3 separate regions of the Homo sapiens genome follow, and all the other regions are linked to region 1. Evidence: chromatin contacts called from ENCODE Hi-C or POLR2A ChIA-PET data. All regions are on one chromosome and are shown on one strand. The core of a region is the stretch at or near the end of the contact, and the rest is flanking DNA. Distances in the headings are between cores, read along the strand shown. Region 1 overlaps VOPP1 (VOPP1 WW domain binding protein). Region 2 has its middle 41 kb from the start of FIGNL1. Region 3 has its middle 24 kb from the start of IKZF1.

The links. A loop is a pair of places that touch in the nucleus more often than their neighbours do. ChIA-PET counts read pairs that join two places held with the same protein, here RNA polymerase II (POLR2A). Pooled maps may share reads with other maps.
Region 2: a loop to region 1 is called in a pooled map, with 6 times the contacts of the local background. The contact joins two enhancer-like sites. A Hi-C loop is called at or near these places in 1 of 37 single-sample maps with no recorded cell type and 2 of 50 pooled maps. POLR2A ChIA-PET finds 5 or more read pairs at or near these places in 1 of 52 experiments (activated B cell).
Region 3: a map with no recorded cell type shows a loop between it and region 1 (6-fold over the local background). The contact joins two enhancer-like sites. A Hi-C loop is called at or near these places in 7 of 37 single-sample maps with no recorded cell type and 3 of 50 pooled maps. POLR2A ChIA-PET finds 5 or more read pairs at or near these places in 1 of 52 experiments (activated B cell).

Annotation. Positions count from the first base shown.
Region 1 is chr7:55,531,602-55,536,394 of GRCh38, reverse strand. The region is part of intron 1 of VOPP1 (VOPP1 WW domain binding protein); the gene reads left to right. Among named protein-coding and RNA genes, the nearest start is that of VOPP1, 39 kb to the left of the region's middle. RefSeq lists enhancers at 1,309-1,468, 1,489-2,098, 2,139-2,198, 2,539-2,608, 2,679-2,798 and 2 more. Within about 2 kb of position 1,979, at least 21 of the 41 ENCODE cell types and tissues checked have a DNase peak (open chromatin) inside an H3K27ac peak, as active enhancers do.
Region 2 is chr7:50,407,477-50,411,794 of GRCh38, reverse strand. No RefSeq gene overlaps it. Among named protein-coding and RNA genes, the nearest start is that of FIGNL1, 41 kb to the left of the region's middle. RefSeq lists enhancers at 144-223, 724-783, 1,459-1,959. Within about 2 kb of position 1,639, at least 6 of the 41 ENCODE cell types and tissues checked have a DNase peak (open chromatin) inside an H3K27ac peak, as active enhancers do.
Region 3 is chr7:50,278,473-50,283,264 of GRCh38, reverse strand. No RefSeq gene overlaps it. Among named protein-coding and RNA genes, the nearest start is that of IKZF1, 24 kb to the left of the region's middle. RefSeq lists an enhancer at 989-1,278. Within about 2 kb of position 1,509, at least 8 of the 41 ENCODE cell types and tissues checked have a DNase peak (open chromatin) inside an H3K27ac peak, as active enhancers do.

The DNA of each region.
Region 1 (4,793 bases), core at 730-3,229:
ACCACACCGGGCTAATTTTTGTATTTTTAGTAGAGACGGGGTTTCACCATGTTGGCCAGGTTGGTCTTAGACTCCTGACCTCAGGTGATCTGCCTGCCTTGGCCTCCCGAAGTGCTGGGATTACAGGCGTGAGCCACCACGCCCGGCCTTGCTTGAGTTTTAATCAGCCTATGTATCCTGGCAGTCAGGGCCAGTCTCCATACTTCAGGGTGTATAGTCAAATCCAAGTACAACTTTTGAGCAGGCAGAGAAGGAAGTGGATATGTGAGCGTTTCCACCAAAGGTTTCCTGAACGCTTGGCCTGGGTCAGGCACTGGGGCCAACAGGGTGGCCGAGGCAGGGCCCTTACTCCTCAGGAGCTCCTGAAGACCCAACCCTGCAGGAGGAGCCAGGGCCCTGAGTGCATGATCCTTGCTTGGCACAGAGTGTGGGTCAGGTGTAGGAAAGAGTCGGTCGTCATCAAGGAAAGAACACTGTCTTTGGAGATAGTCTCAGACCTGCGGTAAGTTGATGTCTGCCTGCCCAGCCTCTGCACAGAGGGACAGTGCCCCAACTGCATCCTGGGATGGCAGACACAGTGCTGAGCATGTCTGCTGGTTGAGGGCAGCCCACTCCTTCCCATGGTCTCATTAGGACCAAATAAGTTCACGGAAGGGAAGATTCCTTGTAAGCTGAAGTGCTGAGAGTTAAATTTAATCAGAGCCCCAAGGGGGAAAACTAACAACTCACCTTCTGGAAGTCTCGAAAATTTTCATCCAAGTGACACTGAGGCTGAGGCTCCGTTGGTGGAAACTCTGAAGAAGTGTTTTCCAGATGGAAGTGAATAGACCTAGGGTTCTCTAGAGGTGCATGGATGGAAATGGCTGCGGGGCGGGGGACTGGGAGGAGCGGCAGAGACAGGAAGAGCCAATGGCATGTGGGGGCGGCCAGGCCAGAAGGACACTCCCTGGGGTCTGTACTTCACCCTCAGTGAGGCAGCAGGGTTTCCAGGGGGAGCCTGCCCCAGTGCCCTCTGAGCTCACTGAGCTTTGCCCTGATCAGTCAGCCCCACTCTTTTTGCTTGTTTGTGTAATGAAGCCCACTGAAGATAAAATTGCATTCAGAAGAAAGAAAATTATGACCTCAAGGGGAAGCAAAGAGAAACCCACAGTGAATGGGGAGCCCCTGGAGATTTTCTAGCAGGAGTTGGTGTGCTGTGTGCCCTCCTTTCCTATTCTCTATGACAGAGCCCTGCGTAGCCCCCTGAGCTTTGTCAAGGCTGCTGAGAGGTTTAGGGGCAGGTGCAGTGTCAGGAGTCCCCCAGCCAGGCCCTGGCACTAGAGGCCATGCGGCCAGACTTGGATGTGGCAGTGGTCTTGGGGCAGGTGCTGCAGGCTCTACCACTCTTCAACTGTGTCTTCCTGTTCTCCTCTTCTCCCATCAGCAAGCTCACCCCCTGGCTTTTGATGCCAGCCTCCTTTGTGGTGTGGCAGGAATGTCCTGGGAAGAGACAAGGCTTGACCACGTGGATGGAGTGGGAAGACAGGAGGCACTGGGGACAGCATGTGGCTGGGGTGAGCTAGTGGGCGGTGGTACTTTCCCCAAAGTCCAGAGCACTGGGTGGGAGCAGCGCTCAGCTGTAGGGATGTCTGGTGTGAGGTTCTTCTGGGCACCTGGCAGAGATCCCAGGTGGCAACTGGCAGAAGGTCCCCAGCTCAGAGTGGGCCCTGCATGGCGTTGTATGCTGGTGTTCTTTTGTGGGCAGGACACCTGCAAGAGGGCTACAGCTGGAGAAATGGGTGGGGAGGAGTGGCTGTTGACAGCTCCCTGGGCCCAGAGAGAATTGAGTCAGAATTGGGGAAATTGCAGAGCGAGCTCAAAAGCAGAAACCCAGTTGGGGGAAAGTACTGAGCCCAGGGCTCTAAATGACTAATGCAGAAATGATGTTAAGTTTACCTCCAGTCAGAGTGAAACTTTGGGCAGCCCCCGCTCCCTACACGCAGCTGCCCTTCAGGGGAAGTGAGAATTGGCCCAAGCCACAGGTGACCATGACAGGACCTTGCACTAGCTGAGACCCGAGGGTTTAGGAAATTATATGAGAAATGAAGCAAGAGATGATTATCTTTTGACAGCCAAGTCCCCAGATGGAATTTAGATATTTGAACTAGGCCTAAGGAATGTCTGTCTATTAAGTGTCTGTAGAAATTTCTGTCATCTGCTTGCACTTGCTGTTTTACTCTGCTACCATTCTTTTCTCTCTCCATCTCGTAAAAAAAAAAAAAAAGCTACATGAAATGATTTCCTTCACGGATTTTAACAAGCCAGGACACAGTGACAGCTATTAGAAATTATAGCTGACAGGGCTGGGAGACAGCTGTACAGTTTGCTGGTGACCTTGCACAAATGAGTTGTTTTGGGTGGAAAAGCTGTTGCTTATTTACAACACTGAGGCAGAGTTGTTGCTTTTGGATCTGAGTTTTGCCATCCTCCTTCCTGTGGGTGTTTTCACTCATCTACCTCCCTACCCACCCACCACACACTGGGTACGAGAAAAGGTAAGAAGAAAAGACTGGGAGGATCAGAGGATATGAAGGTCAGTCCCCAGACAACATCATCGAAGTTCACCCCATCACTATGTTGATGACTGAGGAGGGAAAGCCAGGTAGGGATTTAGGATTAACCTGAGTGCTGTTCTACATTCAGCCTCCCTTGCTAGTCTCCCTGATGGGGACTTTCCTTTGGTGGGTAGTATGAGGGGTTCTTTGAGTTAGCAGAGTCCCTTCCATCTGAAGAAGCTGAGGCTCAGGGGAGTTTCCAGGCAGTGAGACCCTAGGTCCGGAAGGTTCCCTGATGTGGTGTCCCACATAGCTGCTTCCTCTTTCGTGGTTAAAAGCAGATGGCAGACAGCACAGTCAACCACGGTCATCTCTGAGGCTGACTCAGAGCAGGCAGGTGTTTTTTTGTTTTTGTTTTTTTTTCTTGGCACAGGGAAATCTAAATGAGAGAAGAAATATTTATAAGTGATGGCTCTGGAAGCTGCTTGTGGGTGGACAGTGATGCCCTTCCTGAGTGGGGAAGGCAGGGGCATTTCTGCTGCTGTCCTTGGGCACTGCCTTTCAAGAGCACCACACTGCCCCTTGCATGCACCCACAGACAACACTGAGTGACCGGCCTCCATCCTCACTGGTCTGACCTGGAGGCAGCTGACTGAACCAGCTTTTAGGAGGCACTCATGTGAGTTTGTGTTAAACAGAAATGATTGAGTTGATTGGGTTCAGGAGAGAGACAGAACTGGCATCAAAATCACCTTCCTGGCACATATGTTCTCAGTCCTCCTGGTTTTAGCTTAGGCCTCCACACTGCCAGAGACTCCCTGAAGATTTTCTGATACACAGATGCTGCTTTGGGGCAGCACGTGGAACTGACTCTCTTTCTCCCCAAATTTGCTGTAACAGCTTAGTCCCTTAACATTTATAACCAATCAATTCATGACAAGAAATAGAAAGTCTTCTAAGCACAAGAAATTGCTTTTTGACTCCAGGTTAAATATTACCAGATTTAATGAAAATGCATATTACTAGAATTGAGGGGGTGTGAAATTTGGTAGTAGTGAAAAGGAATGAGAGGAGTACACGTGGCAGTGCTTCCCAGTACCTTCCTGGGAAGAGAATGCTGACAGGGTGTGCCAGAAGCCATGAAAACTTCCATGGAAAGGGGAGGAGCCTCCCTCAGATTGCTTTGAGCTGTATTTTTCCACACCAGGGTATCATTTCCAAGCTGGTGGTTGTAACTAGTGTAGTTTCTAAACTTCTGTTTTTTGTTTGTTTGTTTTTCTGGTTCATTTTGGATCACAGGTTCCATATTCTCACTCTCCATAGAGACACAAAAGTACGTTGTAGAGAATGTTAACTGCATCTTTAGGTTGAGCTTTACTTGACCATGATTCTCAAGAATAAACCGACACAGCACACAATGTAACGACTTAGCAGGAGGCTCTTAGAATAGTGGGCATGCGCCAGGTGGTTCGCATACACTGTTTCATGTAAACCTCAAGGCAAGACAGAAATACCTCTCTCCAGTCTGTAGACAAAGAACCAAAGCTTAGAGACCTTCGGTGACCTGACCATGGTTGGGTCACTGTTCAGGCACAGAAGCAGGCATGCGGCAGGTGCTGTGTGTGTTTATTCTAGTAAGTCACATTGTCTTTAAATGTGGGTGGCACCATCATTTATTCAGCCTTTAGTCAGACTTTAGTCACATCTCAGCTTTTCAATTTCTTGTGCTCTTTACAGTTAGAATCTAGACTTACAGAAATATATGTCATCAGAGAATCCAACACACTTTTCTTCTAAAATAGAAGTCAAATAGGTAGGGTAGTACACAACCCAAATGCAAAAATCCTTATGCATTTTTTGGCATTTTGCCCTTGAAGCTGCTCCACTTATTAATCTTTCTGGGCATTTCTGTCTGCAAAAGGTAAGAAGTTGATATTTTCTCTTAAGTGTGGTGGTTGAGTTTTGGATCTGCTGGCCAAGATTTAGGCCCAACTGGAGGAGAGTAGTCTTTTGGTACATATCTCAGTTATTTCATTTTGGGGGCATAGTAGTTGGAAACAACAAGCCTGTTACTCTTCTCAGACATGTATGAGATCATCAAAGCCGGGTGCCCAAATCATAGACTAGGAGGTGGCAGAGCTGATCTGTTGACTTTTTTTTCATAATGTTACTCTTGCACTCTGCAATTACATCAAAAAAAGATGACTTTTTCTGGGCGCGATGGCTCATGCCTGTAATCCTAGCACTTTGGGAGGCCGA
Region 2 (4,318 bases), core at 390-2,889, 5.1 Mb after region 1:
TCACCCGCAGCTCCTCCAGGGTGGTGGCCTTACATTCTCAAGTCTCTGACCCTGGCTCCTGGTCCTGGGATGACAAGGTCAGGCCTAGTCAATGCTGGTGGGACAGGACAGAACTATGTATATAGGGCGGCACTTGAATGAGCATTAACACAAACACACATTCATAGTACTAAAAGCATGTTTACATTGGAAAATAAAAAGCCCCAGAAGCTTTCTTGAGGGAAATCCCCTCTCCCCCACGCCGACTGCTGCACAGCTGAACTCCTCCATGACCAAAGGGGGCTCTTCCGGCCTTCCCTGCCCCACAGCCCTTCTCTAGATTCAGCCAATTCACCTCAGGGCCAGAGGCTCTGCCTGTCCCCTGGAGGAGTTCTTTGTCCAAAAGAAGGGCCTGAATGCTAAGATGAGGAGAGTACCCTCCTGGAGCACCCAGGAAGCCCAGGGGTCAGCACGCTATTGCGTCTGGCCCTTTCTCTGGGAGTAGGGGAGGAGGGCAGTTGATGTTGGCTGTGGAGCAAGTAGAAAGATGGCCAGAGCTTCAAAGGGAAAGCCATGGGCCTCAGGCCCACGTCATTGACTGGGGCAAGATAAGACCTCAGGGAGTCCAGGGCTCTGGGAAGGAATCTCCAGCAGAAGCTTCTTTCTGTTGTTATTGGAGGCTCAGGATGTGTGAGACCAGCCTCTGCCCTCCACAGGCTCACAGTCCAATGGAGGAGGTGGACATCCCATACACTGCGGGGTGAGAGCCCTAAGACGGCTGACATGAGGGCTTGAGGAATTCAGAGACCAGATCTTGAGAAAGCTCCAAAAATTAGGTGCAATAAGTTCTGCCTTGTCCCAGAAGAACTCAGCAGGCAGCCAAGCATGGGAAGACTTCCCAGGACCAGCAGGGCCCTGTGATGCGAGGAAACCTGGGAATCGGGTGTGATTTGGAGGTTGGGAGGAGGCTGGGGGATCATCTGGGGTCACATCTCACTGAGGATGGATGCCTTCCTGAAGATGAGATCTGACCTGGGAGACCAGCTGACCAGCTTCCCTCAGCTCTTGGGGTCCCTGCCTCCATGCTTGTCAGCTTTAATTTCCCATCAGTGCACGAAAACACACAACCATTCTCCCATGGGGTGGTATGAGAGACCAACTTAAAAAAGGAATCGTGGTGCTCACAGAGGTGGGAAGTGGGTGTGGGCAGAGGGGATTTACAGAGGATTTTGCAAGGGGCAGTGCCCACTGAGGGTGGGGATCAGGGCAGTGCCCAGAGGGAGGAGGTCCCTGAAAGGGGAATCAAATTGAGGGACCCTGAAACTGCACACCCTCCTTACTGTGGGGCCCAGCCCACCCTCTACCCACAGGAAGCTGGAGGGAGAATGACAATGAGGAAGCTCGCGCAGGTGCCTGGGGAGGAACAGCACCGTGAGACGGTGGCGGAGAGGAGGCCGCAGCCACTGAGGCCTTCTGGGAACCTGGGATCACATGTGGTCGCAACCACAGAGAGAGGTCTTAGGGTGGCCTTGTTCAGGAGAGGCCCATATGCATGTGCATGGTACCTCCTCAGGCCCAGGGGGGTAGCAAAGCAGAGAGAGAAGCCAGGGCTGACTCATGGGCAGAGAAACAGAAACATTGGGACAATTCACACACTCAACGTCACAACTAGTTGGTTTGACAAAACATGGGAAAGAAGAAGTGAAATTTGTTAACTGTATCGAGATCCATGCAGTTCACTTCAGGGGACAGTTTTGGTACCAAATTATCCTTATTATGCAAATTCCCTCCCCCAGCAGGTTCCAGTTGTGCCCGGGGACCCATGGCGGGTGCATCTGCTTCCCATAGTTCCGATTCACCGAGTTGCCAGGGCCCATCTGCTCAGCCCAGGCCCAGGGCCTGCGGCCAGGGAGGAGGGGGCGTGGGCAGGGGCCAGGCTGTTGCTCCAGGACCTGCAGGGCCACTCCTGGAGCTGGAAGGTGATGCAGCCTGCCTTGAGAAGCCCAGATCCCAGACGTGGACAGGAGACAGAGTTCTAGGGATGTCTGCCTTGTTCCTGTCTTGGCCATGTCAAAAAGCAGAAAAAGCAAGGGAGTATCCCCATGAGGCTCTTACCTTTCTCCTTAGAAAAGTGCAGCCAAGAACTTGGCCTTTCCAAAGCATCGGCCTCCATGAGGCCTGGGCTGCATTGCAGGGTCCTGTCTTCTTTGCCGGCTGCTCTCCAGAGCCCATCTCTGCCCACCCTTGCAGTCCACTGTCACCCACCACTTGAAGGTCATTGCCAGCATCCTAAACACTTGACTCAGTGGTCTCATCTCTGCCCCCTTCCTTATTGCATTGGCTTTGTTGAACCTATTTGTGGGCCTCTTCTTTTGAATTAAAAAAACAATTCTGAGATGCTGTCCCCAATGAGTTTTCCTATCTGGAAAAGCCCCTCTTATTTCCTTTGCCTAATTCCTCCTGCTTCTCCTCTCCCCACGCTCCCCAGAACCATCCCCTACCCTCCACCTCTTTCCTGAGGCGACATGTACCTGTCACAGCTCCCATTATAGTAGCCTATGCCTCATGACTCCCAAATGCATTGGCCATCCATGGGGACCCGGCTGTCCCACCCATGCTTACACAAAGCCAAGTTCCCCTCCTCCAATCCTCTGCCCATTTTCCCTTTTCTCAGTAATGGCTCATATAGGCTCTGAGACTGGGTTTCACCTCCTTACCTCTCGTCAAAGCACAATAGATTTAATTATCTTAAAAAGATGTTATGCAACAAATATTTATTGAGCATCTAATATGTTCCAGGTACTCTTTTTGACACTGAGGATATGGCATTAAATAAATACAAAAAATCCCTGCTCTTGGAGCCTGCGTTCTAGTGGCAGAGTCCAGTCCTCTCTTCTCTGCTTCTCTCCTCTCCTGACTTCTGCTGGTTAGTGTCAGCATCCTTGCTGTGGGTAAAGCCTCTCTTCTGCCTGGATGGCATGGCCCCCTTCACTGTCTCCAGAGTTCTCATTGCATCACCCCCTCCCCCTCACCTCCTAAGACTCCTGGATGCCTCCCTATCCACCTGTTCAAACTCCTCCTATCCTCAGTCTACATTTCTGAATTTATCTCCTATTTTTTTCCCCTTGAGTACTCTTTCCCAGACAAACAGGGCTATTGCTGTTGGACTTCTGGTTCTGACATACAACAGATTTCATTCACATTTGTTCTGTCTTGAATGCCCTTCTTACACCCCCAATCCTCTGCTTCCAACATCAAAATCCCAATCATTCCGAAAAGCTGGGATCAGACAAGATCTCTTCCAGGAAGCCTTCTGTAATCCTCAAGTGAGAAGTGATGTTTCCTTCCACTGGGCTTTTACAGCACTTTAGAGCGCTTTTCATTGCACCTTGTTTTGTAATCACCTTTGTGCTGGGTCATTTCTCCCTGTGCTTTCTAGAGTGCAGGCACAGGAGTCAGGTGCTCAGGGACAAGTGCTGGTCCTAGTATTTCCAGCTGTGTGACCCCAGGCAGGTTACTCAGCTTTTCCAAGCTTCGAAGTCCTCATCTGCAGAACTGGAGGTGACAATGGTACTTGTAGAGACAGACAGGGAGTACACATGGCACAAGCAGGTGGTTACAGCGCCCAACCCCTGTGATGCTGTGAGCCTTGATCCCAGCACATAGCCAGGCACTGAAGGCTGAGGAGCGATGTGATGTGAGTGGGTCAAGTCATTATGTGATGTCAGGAGTGTCTCTTTTATCAAGAAGATATTGATTTACTTTATTTCCAACTTCCCAGTCTCTGCTTTGCAGCTCAAGTTATTCAACAAACCAATGAAGGATCTTAAGATTAAGAAGAGCCAGAGACAAGATGCAGTGCAGAGAGAACAGAATGGAGTCAAAAGTCAAATGTGTCAATGTGTGTTGGGGGCAGGGACACAGAGGGGGCACTGTCTAATTGGGGGAAATGTCCCTGCTCTTGTCCTTGGTCTTGAGTTTATTGGTTGTAATTGTACTCATCTTTGACTAGATACCTCTAGGCTCCCTGATATTTTTCAGAGCTCTCCCAGTCCACTGATGCTTAGCTTAGCTTGTGTTTTCAGCTCTCTGAAACATCCTTTCATTGCTCAGACTCTGTTTGGCTCTCATTTCTTTTCCTGGTCCTTCTGCCCTTCTGTTTCTAGTTCAGATTCATGCATTCTCCTTTCAGAGACCAGCTCTCCAGCAGCATCAGCCACATTGCATGCTCTGTGGGGCTGGAGGGGACCAGAGCTGTCCAAAAACCCCCAACCCCACCTCCTCACTCTGTGCCTGCCCTGGCATATGCCCTCGAGATGCCTCTGAATTCTCTGAAGTG
Region 3 (4,792 bases), core at 260-2,759, 5.3 Mb after region 1:
CAGGACTTTGTCTGGCCAGCTTTGTGGGTATGTTGCCTACTTCTGGGATCTATTTTTACTATACCTTTTACCACTGGACATTTGAAAAGCCCTCATGCCTCCATCTCCTGGATTCTGGTACTGTAGCTGGCTCCTTGTAGTGCTATGAAGGCGGTGTGAGAAATAAATGATTCAGAGAAAATTCAGAGTGAAACCAAATAGGAAGCTGGAAAAAGTGAAATTTTACAATGTATTTCCCTGTCCTTCACTTGTCTCTATTTTCCTGGCCAGGATTCATCCTCAGAGACTATTTTTACCCTGTTCCTGACCCAGCGAAACCTTGAGGTTCTGCAAATCTTACCAGATTTAGATTCCATTTGTGTTTTCTCTATAACCTCTTATTTCTGGGAAAGAGAGGCCATCAGAAGAGACTGCGTTTAGCTTGTACTCATTTCTCTCCTCTCATGCTGTGTGGGCCTCGGTCTCTTTTTCGGGAGATTGCATGGAGAGCCTCAAACAACCTCACCAGAGAATAAAAGTTTTGGCCAGGCGCGGTGGCTCATGCCAGTAATCCCAGCACTTTAGAAGGCCGAGGAGGCAGGCTGATCATGAGGTCAGGAGATGGAAACCATCCTGGCTAACATGGTGAAACCTTGTCTCTAGTAAAAATACAAAAAATTAGCCGGGCGTGGTGGCGGGCACCTTTAGTCCCAGCTACTCGGAGGCTGAGGCAGGAGAATGGGGTGAACCCTGGAGGCGGAGCTTGCAGTGAGCCGAGATCGTGCCACTACACTCCAGTCTGGGCGATAGAGCGAGACTCTGTCTCAAAAAAAAAAAAAAAAAAAAAAAAAAGAAAAAGAAAAAGGAAAGAAAAGTTTTACAAGCCGAAGAAACCAAGGACAATGAAACCTCTTCTCCCAAGGAATTTGGGAGCAGAGCATGCCACGCTTTCTCTGTTCTGGAAGGCCCTATCCTTGGGGACTTCAGAGGTGCACAAGACGGAAGCTCAGAGTAAACTGTATCTTCTACTGCAGCTTCCAGGAGTAGTCTGGGAACTGCCAGCCCTGCCCCTAAGCAGATGTGCACGTCTGCTGCTGTCCTCGGGAGGGGGAGGCCGGAGTGGCAAACTCCCAGAGTGCTGAAGAAAAGACGTGTCCCACGCAGAATTTTCCCACAATCAGCACACGGGACAAGGAGAAACCAAGAGGCCAAGCTTGAGCCTGGCGGAAATCACAAGATCTGGGCTGCAGCTGTGGGAGGGTGGCTGGTGCTCTTGCCCGTCTGCGTTTCTTACATCTGGAATATTCCAAGTGCTCAAGCCAGTTAGCAGAGGAGTTTCAGACAGGCTTGAGGGGAAGGGGAGAAGAAAGGTCTGTTCTAAGGAAAATAATTCTCTTGCTTCCACTTCACAGATATGGTCTGTTGAAAATTCTCTCCCTCTCTCTTCTTTTTCACTCAACATCAGAGCAGAACATGCTGCCTTGTCTGAACTGAGAATGAGACCTGGGGTCTATTTCTGGTTCTGCCAACTGACTCCTGGGTGACCTCAGTCACTTCCTCTCTTAGAGCCTCAAAGTTCCCCTCTCTAAAAAGAACCTTAGAATATTCTTACAACCAGAAATAGAGCCCAAAAACATAGAATATGTAATAGACACAACTCTTAATTTCTACAGTCTAATCCCACATGGACTGGATTCAGTGATGGGCAGATATGGTACAAGAATATTCCCTGGTCATCTTCATCCTGGCAAAGACGTAGTCAAGTATAGCAGTTTTCTCCTCTGACTTTCTCTGATTTCACCAAAGCCTGAGGATAAACTCCTTCTAGTTACATCCAAAGCTGGTGATGGGAGATCCTGGGAGGAGAGAGGTGGGGCTGTGCCAATATAGAAATGAATTTCAGCTTCAGGAAAACTACCATCTGGATGAAATCGAAGGCACTGGCCAGTCTTTGTTGAGTTGCAGCTGTGGCAATAGGCATATAAGTCAGGATTAGGAGGAAAAGGTCTGAAGCGGAGATGTTCTCAGGTCTCAACATGATTTGGATTGAGGTAAAAATATTTATTAACTTTTCATATTAAGTATGCATGTTAACACTTCTATGGTGACCACTAAAAAACAGGAATAAGGTAGATAACTTCCAAACCGGTAGTGAAGAAAACCCCTAAATCCAAAAGGAAGCGAGAGTAAAAAAATAAAAAGCAGTACAAATAGAAAACATAAAGTAAAAGAAATAAATTAGAATACGTCCTTACTTGAAAGAAATTTCAGTAGGCCAAATTCTGTAGTTGAGATTGAACTAGATTTGCAGTGGATTTTAAACACAAAGCAAGCTATGTACCTTTTACAATAGACATATAATACAAGTTATCAGAAGGATTAAAAGTGAAACTGTGGGTAAATATATCATAGCCAAATAGAGACCAAAATAACAAACAAAAACAAACAAAAAACCAACAACAAAGAAACAAATAAAAACAGGTGCAGCTTTATTCCTATTAAACAAAAGAGACTCTAAGGTAAAGGATATTATGAAAAAAATAAGAGAATCATTACAACCTGATCAGAAAAATATAATTATTCCAAGCTTTTAAACTAAGAAATCGCCTCATAATATAGAAACAGAAAAGGACACACAAGTCTAGATGGAAATATAGGTAAATGTACTATCATACACTTAAATAGATATACCATGTTCATAGATCAAAAAACTTGATATTTTAAAGATGTTATTTTTTTCAAATTGATTTAGAAATTCAATACAATCCCAATCAAACATCCTCTTCTTAAAGAGCTTGATAAGATAATTTTAATATGTATGTCAGGAGCTCCAAGAGTTAAGGATAGCTAAGAAAATCCTAAAAAATGTGGGGCCATATGCCTTAACAGCCAACAAGAAATATTATGAATAACAGTGATTAAAATGGTCTGGTATTGAAATTAAACAGATCAATGGAACAGAAGAGAGCCTAGAAACACACTCATACCTATGTGGTATGACTAGTTTGTTATCCACACAGGAAAAAAATGAAAATTAAATCTTTTCTCAGTCCATTTCTCTAAAATAAAATTATCACAGATAAAATTGTGAACTACCAAACATTTGCTTTAGAAAAAAATCTACCCTCCAACTCAGATTTTTAAAATTGATAATAAAAATAATAGCAAAATGGACAAAAGGCTTGAATAGACACTTACAAAAAAGAAACATAAATGACTTATTTTAATTTTTTTAAATTTTACTTTAAGTTCTGGGATACATGAGCAGAACGTGCAGGTTTGTTACATAGGTATACATGTGCCATGGGTGGCTTGCTGCACCCATCAACCCATCATCTAGGTTTTAAGCCCCACATGCATTAGGTATTTGTCCTAATGCTCTCCCTCCCCCTGCCCCCTAACCCCCAATCGGCTCTGGTGTGTGACGTTCCCCTCCTTGTGTCCATGTGTTCTCATTTTTCAACTCCCACTTATGAGTGAGAACATGCGGTGTCTGGTTTTTCTGCTTCTGTGTTAGTTTGCTGAGAATGATGGCTTTCAGCTTCATCCATGTCCCTGCAAAGGACATGAACTCATTCTTTTTAATGGCTGCATAGTATTCCATGGTGTATATAGGTCACATTTTCTTTATCCAGTCCACCATTGATGGGCATCTAGGTTGATTCCATGTCTTTGCTATGGTAAGTAGTGCTGCAATAAACATACATGTGAATGTGTCTTTACAGTAGAATGATTTATAATCCTTTGGGTATACACCCAGTAATGGGATTGCTGGGTCAAATGATATTTCTGGTTCTAGATCCTTGAGGAATCACCACACTATCTTCCACAGTGATTGAACTAATTTACACTGCCACCAACAATGTAAAAGCGTTCTTATTTCTCCACAGCCTCACCAGCATCTGTTGTTTCCTGACTTTTTAATAATCACCATTCTAACTGGCGTGAGTTGGTATCTCATGGTGGTTTTGATTTGCATTTCTCTAATAACCAGTGATGATGAGCTTTTTTTCATATGTTTGTTGGCCACATAAATGTCTTCTTTTGAGAAGTGTCTGTTCATAACCTTTGCCCACTTTTTGATGGGTTGTTTGTTTTTTTTCTTGTAAATTGGTTTAAGTTCCTTGTAGATTCTGGATATTAGACCTTTGTCAGATGGGTAGCTTGCAAAAATTTTCTCCTGTTCTCTGGTTTGTCTGTTCTTTCTAATGATAGTTTATTTTGCTGTGCAGAAGCTCTGTGATTTGATTAGGTTCCATTCGTCAATTTTGGCTTTTGTTGCAATTGCTTTTGGTGTTTTAGTCATGAAGTCTTGCCTATGCCTGTGTCCTGAATGGTATTGCCTGTGTTTTCTTCTAGGGTTTTTATGGTTTTGGGCTTTACATTTAAGTCTTTAATCCATCTTGAGTAAATTTTTGTATAAGGTGTAAGGAAGGGGTCTAGGAGAAACATAAATGACTTACAAGCACATAAAAAGATGCTTAATCTCATTCATAATTAGAGAAATGCAAATTAAAACTGTATTAGAATATTATCAAATTAGCAAAAATTGAAGTATTTAAGAATATTATTTCTAGTAGCACCCTTTGTAATAACAAAAGATTTAAGAAACCAGAAGGTCCACTGGGAAGTGAATATTTTTAAAAATTGTGATGTATGCTTGTATTGGGAGGCCACAAAGCAGGTGAAGTGAGCTGACTCTACGCTACACATCAATACAGATGAATGTCAGGAACTTAGTCTTCAGTGGAAAAAGCAAATCACAAAAGAATATAAAAGTTATACTTCCATTCCTATAAATCCAAAGACATAT